Regions from separate parts of the Mus musculus genome. Here regions 1, 3, 4 and 5 are each linked to region 2. Evidence: chromatin loops called from intact Hi-C (ENCODE). Cell type or tissue: left cerebral cortex. All regions are shown on one strand. Region 1 overlaps Hrh3 (histamine receptor H3). Region 2 holds the start of Adrm1 (adhesion regulating molecule 1). Region 3 has its middle 5.6 kb from the start of Rps21. Region 4 holds the start of Mtg2 (mitochondrial ribosome associated GTPase 2). Region 5 holds the start of Gid8 (GID complex subunit 8).

What was found. A loop is a pair of places that touch in the nucleus more often than their neighbours do. Peaks named below come from ENCODE experiments on the same cell type or tissue, not always from the same donor. Only the 100,000 strongest peaks of a DNase experiment are listed, where the experiment ranks them.
Region 1: it touches region 2 in a loop (2.1-fold over the local background); 4 of 42 quality-filtered maps call a loop at or near these places.
Region 3: a loop joins it to region 2, with 8 times the contacts of the local background. A loop is called at or near these places in 23 of 42 quality-filtered maps.
Region 4: a loop joins it to region 2, with 8 times the contacts of the local background. A loop is called at or near these places in 3 of 42 quality-filtered maps.
Region 5: a loop joins it to region 2, with 6 times the contacts of the local background. A loop is called at or near these places in 2 of 42 quality-filtered maps.

Annotation. Positions count from the first base shown.
Region 1 is chr2:180,097,528-180,102,527 of GRCm38, forward strand. It overlaps Hrh3 (histamine receptor H3), which reads right to left. Exons shown (of 3, transcript NM_133849.3): 3 at 1,938-3,889. The coding sequence ends at 2,969. Among named protein-coding and RNA genes, the nearest start is that of Hrh3, 4.4 kb to the right of the region's middle. In left cerebral cortex, a CTCF peak has its summit at 739; DNase peaks (open chromatin) are centred at 744 and 2,250.
Region 2 is chr2:180,168,973-180,173,972 of GRCm38, forward strand. It overlaps Adrm1 (adhesion regulating molecule 1), which reads left to right and starts at 2,616. Exons shown (of 10, transcript NM_019822.3): 1 at 2,616-2,716; 2 at 3,062-3,275; 3 at 3,884-4,000; 4 at 4,938-5,000. The coding sequence starts at 3,063. It overlaps Gm29886 (a long non-coding RNA gene), which reads right to left and starts at 2,278. Exons shown (of 4, transcript XR_867152.3): 1 at 2,194-2,278; 2 at 1,536-1,811. In left cerebral cortex, CTCF peaks have their summits at 2,414 (motif pointing right) and 4,388 (motif pointing left); DNase peaks (open chromatin) are centred at 1,393, 1,581, 2,496, 3,289 and 1 more place; H3K4me3 peaks cover 2,488 bases; H3K27ac peaks cover 1,855 bases.
Region 3 is chr2:180,249,273-180,254,272 of GRCm38, forward strand. No RefSeq gene overlaps it. Among named protein-coding and RNA genes, the nearest start is that of Rps21, 5.6 kb to the right of the region's middle. In left cerebral cortex, a CTCF peak has its summit at 2,196 (motif pointing left); a DNase peak (open chromatin) is centred at 2,176.
Region 4 is chr2:180,068,115-180,073,114 of GRCm38, forward strand. Ss18l1 (SS18, nBAF chromatin remodeling complex subunit like 1) reads left to right here. Exons shown (of 11, transcript NM_178750.5): 11 at 1-2,087. It overlaps Mtg2 (mitochondrial ribosome associated GTPase 2), which reads left to right and starts at 2,479. Exons shown (of 10, transcript NM_181424.3): 1 at 2,479-2,501; 2 at 3,680-3,772. In left cerebral cortex, a CTCF peak has its summit at 2,516; DNase peaks (open chromatin) are centred at 2,470, 2,911, 3,199 and 3,232; H3K4me3 peaks cover 1,587 bases; H3K27ac peaks cover 1,695 bases.
Region 5 is chr2:180,708,073-180,713,072 of GRCm38, forward strand. It overlaps Gid8 (GID complex subunit 8), which reads left to right and starts at 2,154. Exons shown (of 5, transcript NM_001289652.1): 1 at 2,154-2,278. It also overlaps a transcript of Dido1 not described here. In left cerebral cortex, no CTCF peak of the experiment used is centred here; DNase peaks (open chromatin) are centred at 1,986, 2,507 and 2,863; H3K4me3 peaks cover 3,096 bases; H3K27ac peaks cover 2,185 bases.

The DNA.
Region 1 (5,000 bases), 71 kb before region 2:
TGGGAAGGTCCCCAGCTCGTGTGTGTCAGGGCCTCTCCCCATGGAGCATCTTCAGAGTCAGTGCCAAGAGTGAAGAGATGTGCAGTCAGGGTCAACACCCAGGGGACCCACTCCTCCAGGTGGCCCTCAGCCTGGCCATAGCCCTGACTTAGAATCCAAGTGGAAGTCTGTCTCCGTTGGTGATCCCTGGTTGGTAACTGATCCTTCTCCCAGTCCTAAGACAACTCTGACCTAGAACTGCTTATCTCAGGGGTCCTTTATCTGTCACCTCTGGCTCAGGGCCCACATCTGTGCTGCTCTGCTGGCAACCCATCTCCCTGGCACCAGTGCACAGTAGGTGCTCAGTAAACAACATCTGTGCCACTGAACTCCAGCCCAGCTCTGTCTCCTCGAGGCTGGGACTATGGGAGCGGCTGGCTGGCACTGCAGAGGGCCCCCTCCTCCTGTTTGTTTGCTGCACACGCGGGCCCAATAGACTCCGTGTCTTTCTTCTCTCCTCCTCCGTCCCCACACAGTGACTCCGGGAGTGGCAGTTTCCAGAGATTGAAGGCAAAATTGCTTGAAAGCCTGTGCTTTTATCCTCCAATTTGTAGCCATTTAGTAGGGCCGGGCGGAGGGGCAGCCTGGCCACCGGCTATGCTGGAAGTACCCTTTGTCCTTTCTCCTTTCCCAGATCATTCTGGGCTTTGGGGACAGATACCCGCTGAGGAGGGAAGGCCTGGTGCAGTGTGAGGGAGCCAGTACCAGCCTGTTGGGGGAGCCACGAAACCTCTTAGCTCTCAGGGACAAGATTGGGGGTGGTGGTTGCTGAGCAGATGTGGTATCTCCTCTCACCACTCCCAACTGCTTAGGATAAGGCCCAGCTTGGGGCAGTGAGGCACAAGGTACACTGACTGTGAAGGGAGACCCAGAATCCCCAGGTTCACGCCACAATCCAGCGACTGAGGAGGGGCCTGAGTGATTCGAGGAAGGAAGGTCATGCTTGAGCCCAGAGGAAGCCAGACTCAAATCCAGGGAAAGACAGAAGAGGGAGGGTCTCTGCCTTTTGGGGGTTGTCAAGTAGCTGGGGAAGACAAGTGCTGGCACAGCTGCAGGGACTGCACATCTGGAGGAGGACAGGCTTTGTGGGTTGCCTCCCCTGTGCAGCACTGAGCTAACCTGAAGCTTTACTCTGGTGTCCCTCACTGCAGTGAAGACCCCAGGGTGTCTAGACATGGTGGCAGCATCCCTCCCTGCTCTGAGGAGGAAAGGTGAAGTCTCTAAAGATCAAGGTCATGGTAAGGTGACAGCCAGGGCCAGGCTGTCCTGCTCCGGGTGGTGAGGCTACCCATAAGGCTGTCCTCTGGGAGCAGTACCGCCCACCTTCCATTGGTCTTCTTCCTACCATCCCCGACCTTCAAACACAACCATCACCAGATTTTTGCCTGCGCTGGTGACTCTGCATCTCTCACGCCCACAAGCCCAGCTGCAGTTCTCACAACTTCGGAGGCCCTCTGTGGCCCCACCAGCCCCTTCGTTGCCATTTTTCTGAGCTTCTCTCAAAGCATGAAGCATGGTTAAGGCCCTTCCTGGGGACCATGTCTTGCCAGCACTTGGCTGGCTACTCATGTGTAAGGTCAAGGGCATGACAATGAATGCTTTCTGACATGAAAACTGAGCACCTACCTTGGAATGGCTACAGATCTGTATTCTATGAACCATCCCAGTACTATATACCACCCTCCTGAAAGGGGGTACCTGCTGGGCCTCCCCCACAGATCCTCGGGGAGTCTTACAATGAGGCACTGCTGGGAACAGTTCCTTATGGGAACTACACCCTGGGATGACAGCCTGGCTTTTCTTCCATCTCAGTTAGAATACCCAGGCCACATCCTCGGCTCCACTGGACCTCTGATTAGAGCCCTGAACAATAGCTACACTCACAAAGTCCCCAAAAGTCAGCACCCATAAAAAAATACACTTTATTGTGTCTTCACATTGGCAGAGGCAGCACACCAGGGCACAAGGATTGCAGAGCATGCAGAGGCCTGAGGTAAGTACACAGGACGAGGCAAAGCATTCCTCCCAGGTGTCGAGAACCTGCTCTCCCTCCTGCTGACTGTCCCATGAGCCGAAGAGCCGCTCTACCCCACAACCAACCCACCCCCAAATTCTGACTGCGCAGATGGGGCAAGCAGGGCAGGGCTATCGTCCCGAGCCTGGGGGTGGGGCAGGCAGAAGCAGCTGGCGCGGCTCAGCCGGAAGCTGCAGCGCCGAGGGAGGAGGGCGTGGGAGCCCACACCTGCCAATCCAGCCCCGAGCTCCTCGGCAATTTTGTCTCTCTTGATTAAACATCCAAGGAACATCAAGTTCACAGACTTGATGTTTTCTTCTCCTCCATCTTCCTGAAAACATCCAGAATGGAAGAGCAGAGAAGCTTCAAGGTTCCTGGGGCGCTTGACACTTCATGGGGCAAAGAGTTGAAGGGAGAGGGGGTTAGGAGCTGGGCTCCGGGATTAAGGAAGAGACAGCGGCAGCAAAGGGCATCGCCCCAGATCGTCTTGGGAGAGAGAAGGTATTGCAAGTGTGTGGTGGAAGTGGCAGGTGTGTGCACATGCAGGGCGCATTGCCAGGGCAGGAGCTGGGAGCACACACCAAGGTTTGCATTAGGGAGGACACCAACCACTAAGTATGCAAAGGAGGACATCACTGGCACTGCACTGAGTGTGTGGAGGTGGAAGGCATGCCTGGGACTCCCGGATTGTCTCTTCTGGGGTGAAGGAGAATGTGGCGGCAAAGCCAGCCAGCACACTCCAGTTCCACCAACGAGGGCTCTTGGCCCTCCTACCATGCTGCCCCACTGCCGGGTTGATGCTCTAAGAGGCTGCCATGGCATTTGGAGCAGACCCCGGACAAAGGCAGGGCCCACGCTCGGGCTCCCCCTCAGAACAGGTACAAGGGCCTGGCCGTAGAAGGGTGGGGCAGCTGCTCACTTCCAGCACTGCTCCAGGGAGCCATGGGGCTGGACCTTGAGCTTCTGGGGGCAGAGGAGCTTGGTGAAGGCTCTACGGAAGCTGTAGTGGCACAGTGGGTAGAGGACGGGGTTGACGGCCGAGTTGGCCCACAGAAGCCAGAAGGACGTCTCGTACCAGTAGTCGGGGACGCAGTGGCCATGGCAAGCAGCCCGGATGATCATGAGGAGTGTGTACGGGGCCCAGCAGAGCCCAAAGATGCTCACGATGATAGCCAGCGACTTGGCTACCTTCTTGTCCCGCGACAGCCGAAAGCGCTGGGTGATGCTTTGGGATACCATCTTCATGCGCTTCTCCAAGGACGCTGAAGACGCTGATGGCTTGGAGCCCCTTTTGAGTGAGCGTGGCCTCTCAGTGCCCCTTGAGGAGCTGCCGGAGCTGGAGGTAGGCGAGGCAGCAGCGCCTCCACCGCTGCCACCCCCGAGGCCAGCCTCCCCAGTCTCAACACCAGGGCCTGCCTCACCCACCCCATACCTGTGCAATGGCATGGCCTCCCCGTGCCCCTTTGGCCAGCAGCCCCAGCAGCTGGGGGGAGCTGGAGGTGGCGAGGGTTGGGCATCAGGTGGGGGTTCTGGACCAGCCTCTCGGCCCCCATCCAGCCGAAGACGAGTGCGCCTCTGGATGTTCAGGTAGATGCTGAGGTTGAAGAAGGTAACGCTGAGGAAGGGTGTGAAGAACTCGAGGGTGGAGGCCGTGATGAGAAAGTACCAGTTGTAGAAGAACTCAGCATAGCAGTGGCCCTCGGGGATGGAGCTGCCACCGGACAGGTACTCCCAACTCAGGATGGCAGGCCCATACAGCAGGAAGGCCAGCACCCACACCAGTGCCATCTTCCGAACAGCCCGTCTTGTGTCCCCCTGCTGGGCCCGGTAGGAGACCTGCAGTGGTTTGTACAGATCAACAACAGGTCAGCAGCATTGGACTGGAGGATCAGAGAAGCCTCAGCTTCCGTGTCTGCTCTGGGTAAGGTGCCATGTTCCTTCTCTCCCCTGCTTGTGTCCCCTGCCTGCCTGATGCCCACACATTCTCCCAGAGCCTCAGAGCCTACCACAACCAACCAGAATCCTGTCTCTTCATCATCCTCCACCAGCTCCATGGGGTCCCCCTGACTTTGCTTGTGTCATTAGCACTGGCCACACCCAGAGGCCACACACAACTGTTTCTGATGTGAGGCTTCTTGCAAGGGCCAGAGAGCTGTCTTCAACGGTTTGCTGTGCTGAAAGGGAAGGGCTTTGTCCCAACTCTGCACCAGTATTTCCTTCCTCTCACTACTGGAGCTGGGAATACAGAAGGGAAACCTGCTGGCCCACTGCTAGAGACTCCTCCCACCCCACCCCACCCCACAAAAATTAAATAGTCTGTCTTCTTTTCTAGAAGGTGAATGGCTAGAAAAGGTAGGAAGGTGGGACCATCTAGTCTTTTTCCAAGAAACAAAGTAAGCTCCAAGTGCGCTGAGTAAGCAAGGGGAAGGGTGGCAGGAGGGGCCAAAAATCCTGCTAAGGGGCCTCAGAGGGACAGCTGAGACAAGTGTCCTTGACAGCCACCTTGGGAACCACACAAGCTAACCACAGGTCTAGGGTACACATGCCACATGCCAGCACTGTACTGGGCACCTTAGTCACAATAGCCCTGTGGTTCAGGGGATGGTACAGGGGACCTAGGGAAGCTCAAGAGGGCTCCATGCTGGTGCTCTTTGCAAGCATCCTCAGGATGCATCCTGACAAAACCTGAAGGGAGTGAGCCACTGAGAAGAGGAGTTGGGGAAGTGGGAGATGGACCCCCACTCCACACCAGTGTCCTCCTCTCCCTCTGCCTGGGTCCCAGAGCTATCTTACAACAGCCATTTAGGGGAGCGTGTGCAGTTAGGGACTGCGGCTTCCTGGTGTTATGTGAGCACGCCTTCATGCACACAAAAGTGGGAAGGATGAAGACCCTCCTTCAGTTCCAGGAATCCTGTACCTGTCCAGGATAGAGGATGGACCCTGACAC
Region 2 (5,000 bases):
TGCCTTTTTTGTGCCGTTATGCAGCACTCAAATGGAGTGGCCACGAACACAGCCTTCTCAGCACCCAGCTAGGATGGTGTGCTTCCCGCTACAGAATACTTAAGGAAGGCATGGGAGGTGCCATAGGACTGTAAGCTTTCCTGGCTCATGAGAAGATACTGGATCCAAGGCCCTCAACATTCATGACCTGGCAGAAGCCCAATCTCCTGGCTTTGAAATGTGGGTTCTTTGTGACTCTAGTAGCAGCTTTGACATATGTGGCAAGTAACATTTGCTTGGGGCCACAACCAGGTTAGATTTTCTTCTTTTTCTCTTTGGCTGCTTCATGCTATAGTGTCAGCTTCTGACACCAGGCTCCACCACTGCCTTCTGGAAACTAAGATTCTCAGAAATGATGAGGGCTGCCTAGCACCACACAGAATTGTCACCTGCAAAGAAGTTTTGTTTATGTGGGCTTTAAACAGCCCGGGCTGCATCATCCCATTAAGGTTCTCAGCACCCACATGGTGACTTACATGTGTCTATAACTTCAGTCTTAAGGATCCCAGATAGCCCTCTTCTGGACTTTGCAGGCACCCAGCATGTACATATGTACACTCAGGCAAAACACCCATACACATAAGATGAAAACCAATTACAAAATCGAGCTGGAAATGTGACTTGGGGGTGAAGCACTTTTTTGGGGGGAGTTTACGAGACAGGGTTTCTCTGTGTAGCCCTGGCTGTCCTAGAACTCACTCTGTAGATCAGGCTAGCCTCCAACTCAAGAGATCCGCCTGCCTCTGCCTCCGAGTGCTGGAATTAAAGGTGTGCACCACCACACCCAGGTGGGGGTGAAGCAATTAACCAGGAATGTTTCGGCCCTGGGTTGGATAGCCAGCATGACAACAAGCAAAGATAAACTTTCAGTTTATGAACATAACAGTGAAGTGACAGCTCTATTTTCCAAACTGCTCCCAAATTAATTAAATCTTTAAAGAATGACTTAAAACATTTTATGTGTGTTTTGCCTACATGCATGTCTATACAATGTGTGTGTGTGCCTGGTGCTCACACAGGCCAGAAGAGGGCATCCGGTCTCATGGAACTGAGGTTCCAGACAGTTGTGAGCTGCCATATGGGTGCTGGAAATCAGACCTGGGGGCCTCTGCAAGAGCTGCCAGTGCTTTTAACCACGGAAGCATTTCCCCAGTCCCAATTAAATCTTTTAAATTGGTCTTGAACACTTGGCAGTTCTCCTGCCTCAGCCTTTTCAGGGCTGGGATTATCAGGCATGAGCCACCACACCTAACGAAATTCAAAGGTTTTTGTAGTAAAGCTGGAAACTGGGCCAGCGAGATGACTCAACAGGTAACATTGTTTGCCAGGCAAGTCTGGTAACCCAAGTCTGATCACAGGAACCCAGAGTGTAAAGAAGCAAGTTACTGAATGTTGTGCTTAGACTGCCACATGGGTGACACACACTTTTAAAAAAAGGAAACTACACAGGACAGAGTCCAACAAAAAGATGACAGACGCAAGCATGTAGAACTTACTGCATCAGAATTCCAAGCAGGAACTAAAGCGAGTGAGCCACAGTGGCGACAGAAATGCATCTTAGAGGCGGGACTCCCTCCAGCTCAGGCTGGCCTGGAACACGTTGGTGTCGGCGTCAGACAGTAGTAAGTGAGAAAAACTACTTTTCACCTTTGTTTCAGAAAAAGACCGCACACGTTTCACATATACACAGATGGTAACTTGTGGAGCATGCCAGAGAATTCAGCACTGCTTGGCCCTGGAGAGGGCTGGAGGGTGGGCCTGGGGCCTTAAAGCTGTCATAGAGGAAGCAAAGAAATGGAAGTGGTGTGTAAAAGAAACTGTGAGGACTCTTGGGCTTTACATTCTGCGAGCACCTCTGCCCTACAGGAAGGTGGTGGCACCCTACCTGACTAGCTACAAGCAGCCCTTAGACCCCACCCATCCGCGGTGCTCTGTGAACTTGTTCTTACAGCATTGAGCAACCCCATGCTACCTTCTCCACCCCACCTCCACTCCCCCATCCTGAGCAGCCGCTTGTACTTTCCTATAATGTATGTCAAATTAGCACAAAGTGACATGAAGCTGACACTTTCCTCGCTCTCGTGTCAAGAGACTACCTCCTACCTTTTAAACCATGTGACTATTTTATGTCTTGGGCCCTGACACCTCGCTCACCCAATAATGCAAATCAGACAGGCTGTCTCCCTGCGGTGTGGAGAGAGACAGGTCCATTCAGAACTAGATGGGTAACAGCGGACATCCGTCCCAGGGTACGTGTCACAGCTCAACCCCACGAGCACGTTGGTGTACGGTCCGGTGCCCATCACCCTGGTCTCGACCTCTGCAGCGCCGCCCCGCGGGGGCCCTTTCTGCGAGTCGTGGAGGCCGGGGCGCTGTTCCCAGCGCTGCCGCCAGGGGCCACCGCCGCTCCCCTATGACACAGCAACAATAGGGGCCGCTCTGGCCCGCGCTTCCGCCGGAAACAGGCCGCCGGCGCGGAGGCGGGCCGGATGCGATGGACGGTGACCAGGGCCAATCGGGACCTGGTCGGGGCCGGCCGCGCGGCTGACGGAACTCAATCCGCGGCGAGAGCGGCGGCGGGGCGGGCCAAGCACGGGCTTCCGGCGAGGCCCGGCAGGCGCCGAGGAGGAAGAGCGAGCCCGGACGGTGCCCCTAGGCCGAGTGTGAGCACCGCCAGGTAGGGGCCCGGTGGCGGCAGCGGCGGCTTAGGCGCACGCGGCTCCAGGCTGGGTCGAGCGGCGGGAGGACGGGACGCGGCAGCAGCCGGGGGGCCGAGTCAGTCCGGGCCGGCCGCCGGTGCCCCAGACGCGCCGGGGCCGGACGCAGCGAGGCTCCCTCCGCACGGGCGGGCAGTGACGTCGCGGGAGCAGGGGCTCCGCGGGGCTGCGCTCGGCCCTGCGCACAGCCCTGGCCTTGCGCAGCCTGGCGCGCTCCCGCTCCCGGGCAGTCGCGGGCCGACCGGCGTATGGGTGGGACATTGAGCACGCGACGCGGAACGACGGGCCTCGCTCTGTTTTTTCAGGATGACGACTTCAGGCGCTCTGTTCCCAAGCCTGGTGCCCGGCTCTCGGGGGTCTTCTACCAAATATTTGGTGGAGTTCCGGGCAGGAAAAATGTCATTAAAAGGAACTACGGTCACCCCAGATAAACGGAAAGGTCTCGTGTACATCCAGCAGACGGACGACTCCCTTATTCACTTCTGTTGGAAAGACAGGACCTCTGGGACCGTGGAGGATGTGAGTGCCTGTAGCCAGAACAGGCCAGCGGGGCAAGAGCAGGGAATATGGCTTCATCTTCCATAGATTAGTGTAGGGGTCCCAAGGTTGGCAGAGTGCTCCAGTCACTCTGTGAAGCCATGCACCCCGTGGTGACCATGGTTCTTAAGGTTTTAGCAGAGACAGCCTGCTGACAGGGTGATAGGGTGGGCTGGTGGCCTCAGCCCTGGCCTTAAACTTCCAGTCTTGTGGAGGAGTGTGCAGATATGACCCTCACCACAGCCTCGGGTAGTTTAGCGCTCTGAAGAGGCTGCTTTCCTTGGGGCTCTTTGTCTCCCAAAGTACATTGTTCTTTGTTACACTTAGGAGCAGCTAGCCAGAGTTGGTTGACCTTTTACTTCTTGGAACACAGTTCCAGAATGTTTCTGTTAAGTCGTCTGGTCCTCAGAGAGCACTTTTTCTATTCCTCCAGTCTGGGCCCTCTTCTGTTTGTCTTCACTGGGGTCTGAGACTTCTTGACTCCACCCTGTTATTGGGGTCCAGCAAATATTCAGGGACCTAAGCCTTGGTGGTACACACTTGTGTGCCTCTGTCTATCTGTCGTCTGACTGTCCTCCTTGTGTCGCCAGGACTTGATTATCTTTCCTGATGACTGTGAGTTCAAGCGGGTACCTCAGTGCCCCAGTGGGAGGGTCTACGTGCTCAAGTTTAAGGCAGGGTCCAAGCGGCTCTTCTTCTGGATGCAGGTAAGCAGGAGAGTGGTCTACTCTGTCTTTCCTTGTGATTCACTTGGGGTTACTTTCCCCACATTAGAAGGTGCTGACCTGGAGGGCCTGGTCTGGCTGCGTTCCTACCACGGTGGCTAGCTGGTGGTTAGGCACCGGAGCCCCGCTCGTGGACTTATCTGTAGGCACACAGCTCCAGGGCCTCAGGTCTTCCATTACTCCATGGCCACGAATTTTAGCTCCCAGAGGTGACGCCCTCTGTTCTCTCAGCAGTTGAACGTCCCCCACTTAAGCTCTTCTGTGCTGTGTGTTGCGAGGCCCTTCAGTGTCATGGCTCCTGCATCTCACCCACATCTGCAGTGTCCCTCAAATGCAGTCTCCACAGTCTGCCACCTGTTGGAGACCATTGGCATATTTGTGTTTCTTATACTGTTAATGTGGTTCTGCTGTGGTATGGGACATGGGCTCTCTCTTGGGTATGTGGGTCCAGTCTGGAGTCAGGGCTAGACTTGGGGTATGTTCAAGGGTGGGGTACACAGCCATTACCATTGTCATCCTGTGAAAGGGGGCAACAAGCAGCTATTTGTCTGCAAAGTACCAGGAGGGGAGGGGCTTCCTCTCAGCCTGGGTTCTGGTCACCTGAGCACAAGGATCTAGAACACAGAGAGGACAAGGGGTGTGGCCCCTTTGCCTGGTGGTGGGGATCAGTTCGTTCCCTGCACGGCTCACCAGGAGCCATACAGTGAAGGCACTGCAGTCTTGCATTGTGATCATTGGCTCTGGGGCCTTCTCACTGTTGCCATTGCTGTCCTATTGAGCTGTGCTGTCACATTTGTAGTGCTGCCTCTCCAGTCACTGTGTGCGCGCGCTGATTGAGGCTAGCTGGCCACATGGGTGCAGGGAGCCGCTCCTTGTGCAGACTGCTCAGCTTTGGCTCTTTGCATATGCTCTCTGGCAGGAGCCCAAGACTGACCAAGATGAGGAGCACTGCCGGAAAGTCAACGAGTGTCTGAACAACCCC
Region 3 (5,000 bases), 80 kb after region 2:
GATAAAAAAGATTAAGTGGCTCACAGCACTGGGGATATGTCCCTGTGGGGGCAGCCCCCGCTCTTCCCAATGCCTAGATCTGCTTGCTTGGCTCACACACACCGCTTCTGTCTCCAGGGGAAGACCTGGTAGTGGCAACAGTCCAGAGCGGAGTCCTAGAGCTTCACATTCATTCCAATTCCGCTCTACCTGGGAACGGAGCGACCCAGAGTCAGGGCAATCTGTGCCTGGGGTCAGAGGTCAGCCTGGAGGCGGGGCATGACTCTGGACCTGACAGTGCACCTCGGTTGGAGAGAGCTGTTGGCTGTTGTTGGAGTTAGTGGACTGCTGGGCTGCAGAGGTTCTTCTCCTGTTGTTTGGCTCAGAGCTGGGTACCGAGTTCCTCTAGACCCCAGACAGCAGGGCTGACTCTCTGTTGGCACTGCCTAACGGGGCCTCACTTGAACCCTGTGTACCTAGGGGAGAGAGAGGGTTATATGACTGTCTGTGTGCTGCAGACCATGGCTAGGAAGCAGAGGCACCAGGAGCCACTCTCTGAGTTGGCTGTCAGAGCCTTCACCCAGGAGGGGCCTGAGGAAGAGGGGGCTGAAGCCCCTGGTCAGACCTATTCCAGGAGAAGGCCTGCCCCTTACCTGGACCCATTATTTATCCTGACCAAAGTTCAGGCCTGTGAGGAAGGTTTCCTTGCCCTGAACTGGATCCCTTCCTTCCTTCCTTCCTTCCTTCCTTCCTTCCTTCCTTCCTTCCTCCCTCCCTCCCTTCCTTCCTTCCCTTTTCTTTTCTTTTCTTTTCTTTTCTTTTCTTTTCTTTTCTTTTCTTTTTTCTTTTTTTGGTTTTTCGAGACAGGGTTTCTCTGTATAGCCCTGGCTATCCTGCTATCCTGGACCTCACTTTGTAGACCAGGGTGGCCTCGAACTCAGAAATCTGCCTGCCTCTGCCCCCCCCCCCCCCCCCGAGTGCTGGGATTAAAGGCGTGCGCCACCACTGCCCAACTTGGATCCTTTTCTCAAAAGCTGCATTTGATGCTGACCTAGCTCACAGCACTTGGCCCATACACAGCTACCCCATTTTGTCATGAAGTCTCAGTTTACACGTATGGGATGGAGGTGGGCCTTCAGGAGATATAGGGAACCCAGTGAGGTGTGCTGCACACAGAGACCCCGATAACCCAGATCAGAGCTGCACATGATGGGGGCTTTCAGAGTAACCAACCCAGGACTAGGGATCTATCCACCCAGCGTTTCTTTCTTTTTTTTTTTCTTTTTCAAGACAGCAGGGTTTCTCTGTGTAGCCCTGGGTGTCCTGGAACTCACTCTGTAGACCAGGCTGGCCTTGAACTCAGAAATCTGCCTGCCTCTGCCTTCCAAGTGCTAAGATTAAAGGCCTGTGCCATCACCGCCCGGCCCACCCAGCCTTTTAACTAGAAAATTGATGATGGTGATCATAGTGATGTTGATGATGGTGATGATAATGATGGTGATGTCATCTGTGCATCCTCATACATTCACACGCCCACAAATAAATAAAAAGTAAAATATAGGGCTGGTGAGATGGCTCAGTGGGTAAGAGCACCCGACTGCTCTTCCGAAGGTCAGGAGTTCAAATCCCAGCAACCACATGGTGGCTCACAACCATCCGTAACAAGATCTGACTCCCTCTTCTGGAGTGTCTGAAGACAGCTACAGTGTACTTACATATAATAAATAAATAAATCTTTAAAAAAAAAAGTAAAATATAATAAGAATAAGAAAGCATCCTCTTTACAACAACTAAAAAGCAACAGAGTACAAAGCCAGCCCTACTCCCTGCATGGCATGGGCGGTTGAGATCATACAAGACTGTTCACATTCCCTGCGTGGTGTAAGCGGTCGAGATCATGTAAGACACATGGGGTTCACTGAGGCAGAGCAGTGTTCTTGGGGAGGAGACCCGAGGACCTTCAGGAACCCTGCCTGAAAAGACTGCCTTGAAGCAGCAGCTTGAATTCTGAGGCCTGAGATTCTGCAGGGAGGTATCTGCTTAACAGCGTCTGAAGTTTGGGGTCCTTACTTGGCCTCTGACCCCATTCCCACCCTGGAGATCTTACAAGAGGTTCTGTCTCTTAGGTGAAGGAGTTCAGCTAGTCTGGAAGCGGCTAGGTTGAACCGTGTAAGCTTGCTCTTGTTCCAGAATGGTTCTTGGATGCCCCCTAGTGGCGACAAGGAACAGTACAAGGGGGTGTGAAGAGACCTTTCAGGATGGCACCTGCTGTGAGCAGTTTCCTCTCCTGCAGATCCTTAGGGGCTTGCGGAGAAAGAAACTCACTCCGCTCCTCCAGTGGGGGGTACTTACTTCTTTACTTTGGGGGTCTGGAATTTTGTGCATCAAATTATTTTTATAGAAAGGATCTTGTGTGCCCTGAAGGTGGAATTGCAATTCCATGCTGGGGTGCTGGAGAGGTGGAGACAGATGAACCCCTGGGATTCACTGGCTAAATTGGCTGAGATACAAACTCATGAGAGACTCTGTCTCAACAACACCCAGAGCTGACCTCTGGCCTGTGTGTGTGTGTGCGCGTGCGCACATAAGTATAGGCCAGTGTGTGTGTGTGTGTGTGTGTGTGTGTGTGTGTGTGTGTGTGTGTACAGGCAAGAGGTGTATCTGTGTACAGGCCAGAGGAATGTGTGTGTTTGTGTGTGTAGATGTATGTGTGTGTAGGCCAGAGGTTGGTAGCTTTTTCAGTCACTTTCTGACTCACTTTGTGAGACAAAGCCTCCTGCTGAGCCTGGAATTTGCTGCGTCACTAGATTAGCTGACCAGCAAGCTGCAGGACTTCTCCTGTCTCTGCCTCTGGGACCTTACATTACAGTCCTGGCATTACAGGTGTGCGTTGCCACGTCAGGCTTCTAGGGATTGAACTCAGGTCCTCATGCTTGTGCAGAAAGCATTTTGCTGATTCAGTCTTCTTCCTGGTACCACCTTCCACCCTCACCAATTTTTAATTAATTTATGAGATCAGGTCTCACTATGTAGGCCTGTTTGGCTTGGAACTCACTATGTAGACCAGGCCGGCCTTGAACTCACAAAGATCCACCGCTTGGGATTAAAGATATGTGTCACCACTCCTGGCCTCCCCCTTTGTAAAAACAAAACAAAACAAAACAAGTCTGTTTTGCTAGCTGTTTTGGTGGCATGGACCTATGATCCCAACTACTTAGAAGACTGAGGGAGTAGAATGTCAAGTTTGAGACTTGCCTAGGCTACAGAATTGAGTTCAAAGCCAGTCTGGGAAACTTAAGTGAGATGCTGTCTCAAAATGAAGAGCAAAGTAGGAGCTGTGGGTGGGTGGAGGGCTCTCTCAGGTTAAGAGTGCTTCCCAGAGGACCACACTGGGCAGCTCACAGCTGCGTGTAACTCCAGCTCCAGGGGCTTCAGCTCCTTCTGGCCTCCGTGGGTCACAGTACTCACATATAGAAACACACACACATACATATCCAGGTCGCATGGGTGTCCTCTGTTTCTGAACTGTACTTCAATCCAGTTGTAGTCAAGCTGACAACTGGGGACAGTCATCACGGTTTGGATGCAGTTATATAATCATTATGAGACACTCATTTTTGTTTGTTTGCTTTTTGAAACTGGGGTCTCACCAGATAGCTCTGGTGTCCTAGAACTCTCTATGTAGACCAGGCTGGCCTTGAACTCACAGAAACCAGTCTGACTCCTTCTGTCTCTGGAGTGCTGGGATCAAAGGCATGCACGGCCACCACCTGGCCACTTGAAAATTTGTTAGTTTCCATTGAATTTGTAAAACGTTCAGAGACTGTTTATCTCCTGCCTCCTGTCCTCTGGGATTCAAACTGCATTTATATTATGCTCTGACTTTCCTCAGACTTTCTCTCTCTCTCTCTCTCTCTCTCTCTCTCTCTTTTTTTTTTTTTTTTTTTTTGGTTTTTCGAGACAGTGTTTCTCTGTGTAGCCCTGGCTGTCCTGGAACTCACTCTGTAGACCAGGCTGGCCTCGAACTCAGAAATCCTCCTGCCCCTGCCTCCCAAGTGCTGGGATCAAAGGTGTGTGCCACCACGCCCGGCGACTTTCTCTTTTTTTTTTTTTTTTTTTTTTTTAAAGATTTATTTATTATATGTAAGTACACTGTAGCTATCTTTAGACACTCCAGATGAGGGCGTCAGATCTTGTTACAGATGGTTGTGAGCCACCATGTGGTTGCTGGGATTTGAACTCCGGACCTTCGGAAGAGCAGTCGGGTGCTCTTACCCACTGAGCCATCTCACCAGCCCTTTTTTTTTTTTAAGATTTATTTATTTATATGTAAGTACACTGTAGCTGTCTTCAGACACTCCAGAAGAGGGAGTCAGATCTTGTTATGGATGGTTGTGAGCCACCATGTGGTTGCTGGGATTTGAACTCTGGACCTTCGGAAGAGCAGTCTGGAAGAGCAGTCGGGTGCTCTTACCCACTGAGCCATCTCACCAGCCCGACTTTCTCTTTTTTAAGATTTGTTTTATGTAAGTACACTGTCTTCAGACACACCAGAAGATGACATCCCATCTCATTACAGATGGTTGTGAATCACCATGTGGTTGCTGCGAGTTGAACCCTGAACCTATAGAGCAGTCAGTGCTCTTAACCACTGAGCCATCTCCTCAGACCTTACCCTTCATACTTTCTAGTTTTATTTTATTTTATTTTATTTTATTTTATTTTTTGAGACAGGGTTTCACTCTATAGCCCAGGCTGTCCTTGAACTAGCAGCAATCCTGTCTCAGTTTTAAAACAAGGGAAGTGCTGTGATTAGAGGCATGAACTGTCACACTGTCTGTACCCATGCTTTTTATGGTTTAAAACTGCCAGGTGGTAGAGGTGGCAGAGGCGGCACATGCCTTTAATCCCAGCACTCAGGAGACAGAGGCAGGCAAATCTCTGTGAGTTTGAGGCCAGCCTGGTCTACACAGTGAGTACAGTGTGAGAGGCAAGCTCTGTCATTACCTGAGTAATGAGAT
Region 4 (5,000 bases), 100 kb before region 2:
TTGTGTGTAGTATGGCTTTGGCCCTTGGCGTCATCTCTAGGATTTGAGTGTGCCCAAACCTAAGTTTATAGAGAATTTAAAGTACTCATGTTTAATTTTACAAGCAGTTGGCAAGTGTTTATATTACTTCTTCAGGACCTCTGAGTTCAGATTGCCAAGCAGATGTTCCTTTGCGTTTAGGGAAGTCTGAAATCCACACTGCATTTTTAATGAATCCAAATAACTTTATTACGTTCTTTCAAATGAAAAGGACAAGTTTTATACAGTGAGAATTGGGTGATTTTTTTTTTTTTTACATTCCTAGGATGTTTAATCTCGTTTTAATTCTGTGCAAACATGAGAGACAGCCTTTTTGAAAAGGTTCTATCAAAGGAAAACACCGCATATAATGCAGCAGGCATATTTTTCAGCATTTATTTAGATAATAACAATGTTACTATGAGAAGAAAAGAACAACCTTGAAGATGAGTGCTCAGAACAACCAAGAACATACAAAACCATCCCCAAGGATGCAGGGCTTGGTACATCAGACCTGTCCACCAGGATGCTTTTGCTTTATTTGTGTCTTATATGTAGCCCAGACTGGCCTCAAACTCACTACATAGCTGAGGCTGAACTTAATGATCCCCCAGCCTCCACTCCCGGGTACTGAGACCACGGGCATGCACCACCACATCTGTTTTCAGCTGATAGTTTTTAAAATATAAAACTTACCTGTAGCTCAGTAGTAAGGCACCTTTGTGGAGTTTGCTTGAATTAATCTTGACAGTCTTGCTGGAACTTACAGTGCAAGCTCCATTTACTTACAGGAGAATCAAGGGCCGGATCAAAGGACTTGTCTGTGTCGGCTGCCGTCTTACTCTAGGACATTCTCCCTCTCCTTGGGACCATTATCAACAACCATGGGCATATGTGTCTCATAGGCACAGGGTTTAGGAAACACACAGGCAAGGGCTGACTACATGACGGCTTTAACTTTACAGAAACAAGTTTCTGATCGCTACATGGCAGAAGTATTAGCAACTTGATTTTAGGGACTCATCATCTCTTTAGCTCCTTCCCTTTCTGGCAATTTTTATAAAACTAGCCTACAAGCTCACTTGGGGGCTAAATATCCCATTGAAAATGTCGAAACATTTTAAGTAACTGTGAAATGGTTTTTATTCCTTGCCAATCTGGGAATATGCCTTTTATGTATGCATACATGTGCAAGTGTGTACGTGTGTGTGTGTGTGTGTGTGTGTATGTATGTGTGTGTATGTGTGTATATATATGTGTGTATGTTAAAGTGCTGTATTAGTGTGTATGTGTGTGTGTATATGTAAAGTGCTGTGTTAGTGTGTGTTAATACTTTTTGAAAGAAAAGAACACTTAAAATATGTATCACCCCAAAAGTTCAATTTGAAATGTCTTACATTAAGAATTTCTTGAATGTTGTGTATATATTTTTAAAAGCACTTTGTGAAATAGTTTGTACATTTATTTCCTAATTTATACCTGATTTTGGTGTTAATATATTTAATGATTAATATTGTTTATTTAATGTTTTATTGATTTTTATGTAATTTTGTGGGGGAAAGTGATGCCAGTCTTTTTCATTGCCTGTATTATAGCTTTTCTTCTGTAACATGAATGTTTGAAAAGTCCTAGGCTGAAATGAACCCTTCGTGCAGGTGTGGTTGACTGTGTTTTGTTTTCAATGGTTCCTCCTACTGAAGGCCAGAAAAGATGCAAAGGGAGATTTGGAAATCGCTGCTCATTCTTCCTCCTGTTTCCCAGCATCCGTTCAATACTTGGTGAACTTGACCACTGAGGACTGGGGTTTTCAGATGTGCTGACCACTACGCGCTGCGCTTGTCAGGGGCTATGGGTGGATGGACATCTCTGCAGACTTAGCATATAGCACAGTGGGAGATGGGAGATGTCCGCAGAGGCACTGGGCAGACACAGGCCTGGCCCAGAAAGGAGGTGTTTTCCTTTCCTGTTGTACCTGTTCTCAGACGTGGGCTTCAGTGACTGAGTGTCCGTTCAAACTTGTAAAAAGAGGAAGACTTTCCATTTCCATTAAAACACTTTTTTAGCCATTACCTCATTTCTGTTTATTGAGCATGTTACGTCTGTCTTGTTATTTGTGAACGAAGTACAGTTTTTAAACACCCTATCATTTTCACCCTTGTTTGGTTGGTTGGTTAGACGGAGGCGCACTGTACAAACCTATGTGACTCTCAGACATTCCCGGCCTCTTTTTCCCGAGACTGGAATTAAAAGCGTGCGACCCGGCACCTGGCTTTTTCCTGGTTTTGTGAGACAGGATCACTGTGTGTCTCAGGCTGGGCAGGAATTCACGGCGATCCTTCTGCTCAGCTTCCTTGGTGCCCAGACTTTGGCTTTGGAGCCACAGAGACCACGGGATTCGGGGGGCGGTGCCTCGCCTTCCGGTTTGCTGCTGCACTGCGCGTGCGCGGCCAGAGCCCGACCCGGAACCAGTCGAGCGAGCGGAGGTGGGAGCTGTCGGGAGCGGGTGGGTGCGGGCGGCATTGCACGGGTGTGCGTTCTCCGGCGGCAGGCGGCGGGCGGGATGACTGGGCGGGATCTCTCTCTGTGTGCGGTGGCTCTAATGAGGAGAGCCCGTCCGGCCTGATCGCCGTAAAGTTGGTTTCTGAAAGACTCGCTCTCGCCTTAGCTTGAGCGTGATGGCGCACGCTTGTAAGCGCAGCTTCCCAGATGAGACAGGTGGATTTCTAGGAGTTCGAGGCCCGCCTAGGCCACATAGTGAGACCATGAACAGAAAACAATGGCAGAAACGTCCCCTTGCCCAGCTCTTTTGGAAAGCCTTTATGGATGCGCTACTAGGGTAGAGGCTCACCTGTTAAGATGCAGGCGCCGCAGTGTGTCGCCTAACTATGGGCAGTTGAGTCTTCCTGAGTCCCCGCCTCCGCGGCTTTGTAGAGGCATTCTTTTAAAGATGAGGTAAAGAAGCATTCTGCACACTAAGGATCGGTAGAGATGCGCCTGGGGTGCGAGCAAATGGCCTTGTTCCTACTCAGAAATCTAAAGGACCAGCATGGAACAGTTTCGGAGCTGTCGGGAGGTTTCCCTGCCTGCATGTGAACCAGTCTGGGACCTTGAGTGCTGGGTCGGGGATTGGGTGGGAGGTGGCAGCTGTCCCTCCAGTCAGTCTGTCCCACAAGGCCCCATAGGGCAGGCACCCAGACAGCAGCGTTGTTGAACGCGTGCTTTATTTTGTTTTTGAGACAGGCTCTCCCTTGCTGGCCTGGCACCCAGATGCCTGTCTGGCTTCCGGAGTGCATCTGCCACCGCACACAGCAGGAACACTTACCCCCACCCCCGTGAATGGCATATAATTAAGTAAAAACCATGTAATGTGAGTTGTCAGGTGACAAAATGATACTCCAGTTTCTAAATGTTTTCCACATGAAGAACGAAGTAGATCACAAACATATGTAATGAAGTGTAAAAGTATGTAGCAGAAACAGTAATGCCCGCGTGGGATTTAATATCCGGTAGCAAAGTGAAAATGGAATGCTTAGAATTAAGTTAGTTAACTGTGAATACTGTTAACCAATTGTGCTTAGCCTATAAAAGAATAACACTGAAGAAATGAAAACATTCCTCAAGAATGCTTTTTTTTTTCCCCCTTTCTCTTTTTTTAAGACAGGTTTGCATGTGTCTGGCTCCCTGGCTGGCCTTGAACTTGCTAAGTAGTAGAAGATGACCTTGAACTTCTGACCTTCCTACCTCCACCTCCTGAGTAAGTGGTGGCATGCCTGGATTATGTGATTCCAGGGGTCAACCCCAGGGCTTTGTGCATGCTAGGTCGGTAGGCATTCTACCAACTGAGCTACACCCCTCTTCCACAGTGCTTTCTTCTTTCTCATTGAAGACATCTTGGCACATGTCTCTAGTGCCAGCTACACAATCAGATCAATCGGTTCACTGTGAAACTAGTGCGGAAGGTTCCTGGACACACCTCTTGTGGACAGTAGCCGGGAGCTTAGCATCCTGTATAGCAGCAGTGGCCCTCTCACACGGTAGCACCGTGGAATTCCCCATACATGAAAGCCTTGCTGTACAGCCTTAAAGCATCTTGGCTCTCAGGCTCCAGGCTCTGACTCTCTTCATTGGCCCAGCAAAGGCACAGTTAGACAGAAAGTGAGGATGCCCTCCTAGGCTCCCTCTACAGTGTGCTGTGGGTAGACCCTACCCACTAGGACTTTCTGTGATGGCAGTATCCTAGTCTGTATTTCCTGGTTTAGCCCTGAGTGGCCTGTAGCACTGAAGAACTAGGTACTTGGGCTTTATTTACTCTGGTGAGTGTGCATGCCCATGCATGTGAGTGTGCAGATGCACACACGTGCACATGTACAGGTAAGAGGGCATTAGGTGTCCTCTAGCACTCTTTCTCATTCCCTTGAGGCCAGGTTTCTCCCTGAGTCTGGATCTTGCCATCTCAGCCTCCGTGTAGTGTGCACGGTTGCAGGTTACACCACAAGCATTCTTGCCCACCGAGTCATCTCCTCAGCTGGATTTTAATTCATTTTAACTTTATCAGTCCCGGGTGGCTGTAGACACTAGATGGGACAGTGCAGAGATTGCGTTAGGTAAGCAATGAGAGAGAACAGCGACGACGGGAAAGAGGTTTCGTTTGCTCCCTGGCAGGGAGCCGCCCATCTCAAAGAGCAGACACACAAACTGAAAGTGGGGTGAGGAGCAGACTGTGGCAGCGTACACCTTTGGTCTCCACACTTAGAGGTGGAAGCAAGCAGTTTTCCATGACCTGCCAAGGCTATATGGTGAGACCTTGTTGTCCTCAAACCAACCCCCCCACCGCCACCAAAAGAAAAAAAAAAAAAAAAACCCACAGGAAACACAGAAAGAAGGAAAGGAGCCAAAGCAGACCCAAGTCTGTGTCAGGACGCCAGGTGGCTGTGCAGCTGTTCCTAACCTTTCCGTTTGGCTCCACCAGTGCCAAACCAGCT
Region 5 (5,000 bases), 540 kb after region 2:
CAGTTAATATTTGATTTGTATTTTATACATCCATATAACCAGAATAGCACGAAAAAAATCCTTATGCTGGGGCTGGAGAGATGGCTCAGGGGTTAAGAGCACTGACTGCTCTTCCAGAGGTCCCAAGTTCAATTCCCAGCAACCACATGGTGGCTCACAACCATCTGTAATGAGATCTGATGTCCTCTTCTGGTGTGTCTAAAGACAGCTACAGTGTACTCACAAACATAAAATAAAACTTAAAAAAAAAATCCTTATGCATAAAGTGGTTGTAGGTGGAAAGTTTAAGAATCCCTAGTTTACAAGATCACTTGAACTGGGCATGGTAGGGCACACAGCCCTGTCTGACCTGGAACGCACAGAGATCCACTTGCCTCTAGGTATGCCACCATGAGCAGCCTATGAGGCACACTACTAACATCCAAGCTACCTACACAGAGAAACATTATCTGGAAAATTCAAAAAATAAAAATTATCACCTGAGCAAAAGGAAAAGACAAAACTTGCTGGTATTTAGTGGAACTTCCCAGGGAAGCCCAAGCAGTGGAGGGGAGCATTTCACAGCCCAAAGAGAACAACAGGAGTCCGGGTGCAATCAACTGGCAAAAAAATGCCTTACATGAAATGAAGGTCAGGGTGTAGGAGAAATAGTACTGGGAGGACATATGTGACAATGTCATGCAAGCAGCAAAGATGAGCTCAAAGTCAAGCAGCTGAAGAACCCTCAACAGGAGCTAGTTTGTAGAAAAGACTAGGGGACTAGCAGATTGCTCATCCACCATCCACAGAGGCATTAACATTCTGAGTTAACCCTCTTCTCTCCTCATGATACCAGCCTCTTCCCTTGCACAAGTTTGAGTTGATAATCCAACTTTACCCAGAGTTAAAGTAAGTGCTACAAAGTTTGTCGATACCAACCTGGATAGCTTCGGGTAGAGCTATGGAGTTAAGAGACTGCCACTGTGGTCATTGTGTCTGACAGATCTGCTAAACTGGTCTTATTTTCAGTGACTCAATGAGAAGTTGCTTTCCCTGGACAGTTCATCTTTAAACAAGCACACCCAAACATCTCAGGGCGGACGGACCAACATTCCTTCCAGAAGCATTCCAGAATTTCTTTACATTACAATGACTGAATTTGCATTCACCTCCGGTAGACAATGGACACATAAATATGCAAATACCCATTTAACCGTTCCTATCCGGCAGTGTTAAAGAGCCTCCAACTTCCCCCATCCCTTACCGGAATATCTAACCCATAACAAGGCATTGGGTAAACAGGATTCGGGGTTGGGAGGAATAGGGGTCCCTTCTCCGGCGGCAGAAATCCCCTCCGCCGAAGTTCAGAGCTGGGTCCACACCATACGCCGCTAAGAAAAAAGACACTCACTGTGAGCGCCCAGAAGTAGGGAGTACCCTCGGCGGAGGGGTCCCCACTGTGAGCACTTCTGAAGCATGGATCCGCTCTGCTTCGATGATTGCCTTAGAAGTAGGGATTAACTTCGTGCATGTCCCTGAGAACCCCAGCACTAGGGAGTCACCTTTATTAGTGCCCAGAAACGAGGGAACAACAGTCTCCGCAGTCCGCTCTCCAGCGTGGCCACAAAGATCGCTCTAGGCAGGGCCGTTCTGACGCTGATCAGGCCTCGATTACAACGTTCCCGGAATAAATCCTAGGAGCTCGCTCACATCCGGAGGCCTTGTCTTTGGGACTAGAGCCTGGCGGACTACAAGCCGGGGAATGCCCTCCTCATCTCGCGCACTCCGGTGTTCACACACACCTATTACTCGCCCCACCCCCACTTCACACACACAAAAACAAGAAAAGAGCTGGGACCTTCGTTTCGAACTCAGTCTACACGTCTCCATCCCCGCGCTAGCACTCAGTACGCGAATGCCCCCGCAGCAGCCATCTTGCGCAAAAGCGATGCGAGCCTTTTGACTCTCGCGCCAACCCGTAGAGCCAGAGCCCTGCCGAAGAGTTCTGCGCAAAAACGGAAGTTGAGACCCTGGTTTCCGGCGACCGCCCGGGCGGTCGATTCGCGAGAGGATTCCATTGGTTGCCAGTTCGCATCTCGAAATCTTACGATCTCGCGAGAGGTGTCTGAGGGGCCGACGCCGGTGTAGCTACCTCCGCTCCGCGCCCCGCCCCCGCCCCCGCCGCCGCCGCCGCCTCCGCCTCCTCTATCTCCGCAGTCTCTGCCGCCCCTCCCCGGCCCCGGGAGCGGCCGCGGAGCCGCCACCCAGACACTGTCGCACGGGAGGCGGGATCCGCACGGTAAGATGGCCGCAGCGGGCCCTGACGGCCGTGCCGAGCGTCTCCGCGGGGCTCCGGGGTGGACCGAGGCGCGGAGGTCAGAGGTCGGGGGTCTGTGCCCGACAGGCTGCCCTGCCCAGGGTATCCGAAGCCCAAGGCAAGAGCGGGGATCGGGGCGGTCAGTTCTGCCCTCCACGGCCGGGCCCCGGAGCGGGAGGACTGGAGGCCGCGCTGTTAGTCCGGGTGCTGCCGGGACCCGAATAGTTACTGCAAATGTTCGCACGTCTCTGCCATTAAAGGCGCGGTGAAGGGGACAGCGGAAAGGTGAAGACGCAGCTACTGCGCTAAAAGTCATCCTCGGGGCTTAGGCTGCATCCCCGGCGACTGTGTAACCGCTGAATTTTGGGACCTCTGAGTCCTACAGAAACACTGCCCCCGTCTCTGTCCTTAGCCTTGCTTGATAACCTTTCCCGGCGCCGAGTGGAAATCGAGAGGCAAGGACCTTCTTGGGGAACATTTTTCCAACACTGATCTTTACCTTACTTCTGAATAAAAGTCGAATCGGTGAATTCTGCTGTCATCCTGTGGCATGGAGCGGCATCAACCCGGTTTAGTTTCACTTCCCGCCTCCTCCATACTACTACTACCTTTTGGGCTGCTGGGATCTTCAAGTCCGCCAGAACTAGAAATCCTGGCATGCCCCAAATTCGAAGTCTCTATAGCATTCACTGCGCAAACTCTCCACAAATGGGCTTTGGAATCGTAATGTTTTTTTAAACTTAATATCTTTTTAAAAGACTCTTGTTTAAATATCTTTCCCACAGTATGTGTATATGCGTGTTTCCCAAATTACTGTTTTTAGCGTGGGTCCCCATGACCTGTAATCCAGAGGCCTACCACACCTAACTGCCAGAGTCCTCTGCACCAGACTTGCCCTGCTCCTCCAACCTGTTTTACTTGCATCTCTCCCACGTTGCCATGCTCTCATTTCTAAGGCCTGACACTTGACATGGCAGTCTGTCCGTGCTTCTTTCTTTTCTCTTGTCCCTTCATATTCAGTCCAGCAACAGCTGCCATTAGTTAATTTGGAGGTCAAAGCTTGATCTTGGCTTCTCTTCTGATGTCCACTATACCAGCAGTAGGATATCTCTTTGTTGGACTGCTAAGCTCTTTCCATCCAGTATGCATTCCATTGTCAAACCAGAAACCAGAGCCACCTTTCAATTTTATGACATAGTAAAACAAATTAGCTGGTCCTTTGCAGTGCACAAACTAATATCTGTGAAGTGTATGTTACTGACCGAGTGAAAATGATCCAGCCCATGCTCCTAGAGCTACCCTAATTGCCCCCCACCCCCACCCCTGCTGACACGCCCTGTGGACCACCTAGGGTCCTGCCTTACTCCCTCATAAAAGAATCCCTGTGTGAAGGTCGGGTGTGGTGGCACAAGGCTTTAATCCCAGCACTTGGGAGGCAGAGGCAGGTGAATTTCTGAGTTCGAGGCCAGCCTGCTCTACAGAGTGAGTTCAAGTCTACACAGAGAAACCCTGTCACAGGAAAAAAAAAAGAGTCTCTGTATGAATCCTTGTCTTTGCTTAAGATCACAATATTTTGTGCTAAAAACATGCCATGTAGTTGTTTCATATCTGATTTTACAAAACTCATGTCACTTGTACTTCTCTTTTAATTTGTACTATTTTTCCCATCCAGTGTTGTTTTATTAAAGTGATGTGCAGCCATATTCCCTTCTAAAGCGTAGATACTTTGAATGTAAAACGTTCTTTATTTTTATTTATTTCTGAGGTAGAGTCTCACCATATCACTCTGACTGGGCCAGAGTTCTGTCTGTGGATCAACTTGCTTCTGCCTCACAAGTGCTGGGATTAAAGTCATGGCCAACACATCCAGCCAGAACAGTCTTTTTGAACCCATTTGTTGACTTGATAACATGTTTTAGCTTCCTTTACACCGAGTGTGAATATGCATGTTTGATATGCACGCTTATCATATGCTTGCTTTTACCATCATCTGTCTCTAGAGAGGCTATCAAGCCAGAACTTGTGCCATATGATCTGTGTGAAAAACTACAGCCTTATCTTCAGAACACTCATACCCAAGGGTTTGAATGTGGCATCTGTATATCGAGCTCCTTTATTCAGGCTCTTGTTGAGTGAACTTCTTAGGGAGTGGTGTCCACATTTTGCCATCTTATGCAGGCTCATCAGTGAACTGCACTTTCTTTGGTGCCAGCTGGAACTGTCTAGGTTGTAGGAGTAGGGAGGAAGGAGGCTTGTGCCATCTTATCAGTTTTCCCACAGAGGAGTTGAAGACTCCACCCTTGACTAACACTTGACTTCCTTTTGATTGCTGTGTCCTTTTTAACACCCTAACATAATGTCTAGTGTATAACTCTATAGTGATTCCCCTTAATACTTTTAGCTTCAAACCTAATCCCCTCCTTCATAGTGTGATGTCTTGGTCTCTTCATTCTAGGACTTCTGATTCTATTTCACTAACCATACATCCCACCTTTGACCTTGATGCTACCCAGATGTGTAACTGTCTCAGGCCTTTTTTGCTTGTCCGTTTGAAGATTGAAAGCATCCTCCTACTTTTTGGTTTTTGGAGACAGGGCTTCTCTGTATAGCTCTGGCTGGCCTCAAACTCACTCTGTAGACCAGGCTGGCCTCGAACTCAGAAATCCGCCTGCCTCTGCCTCCTAAGTACTGAGATTAAAGGCAT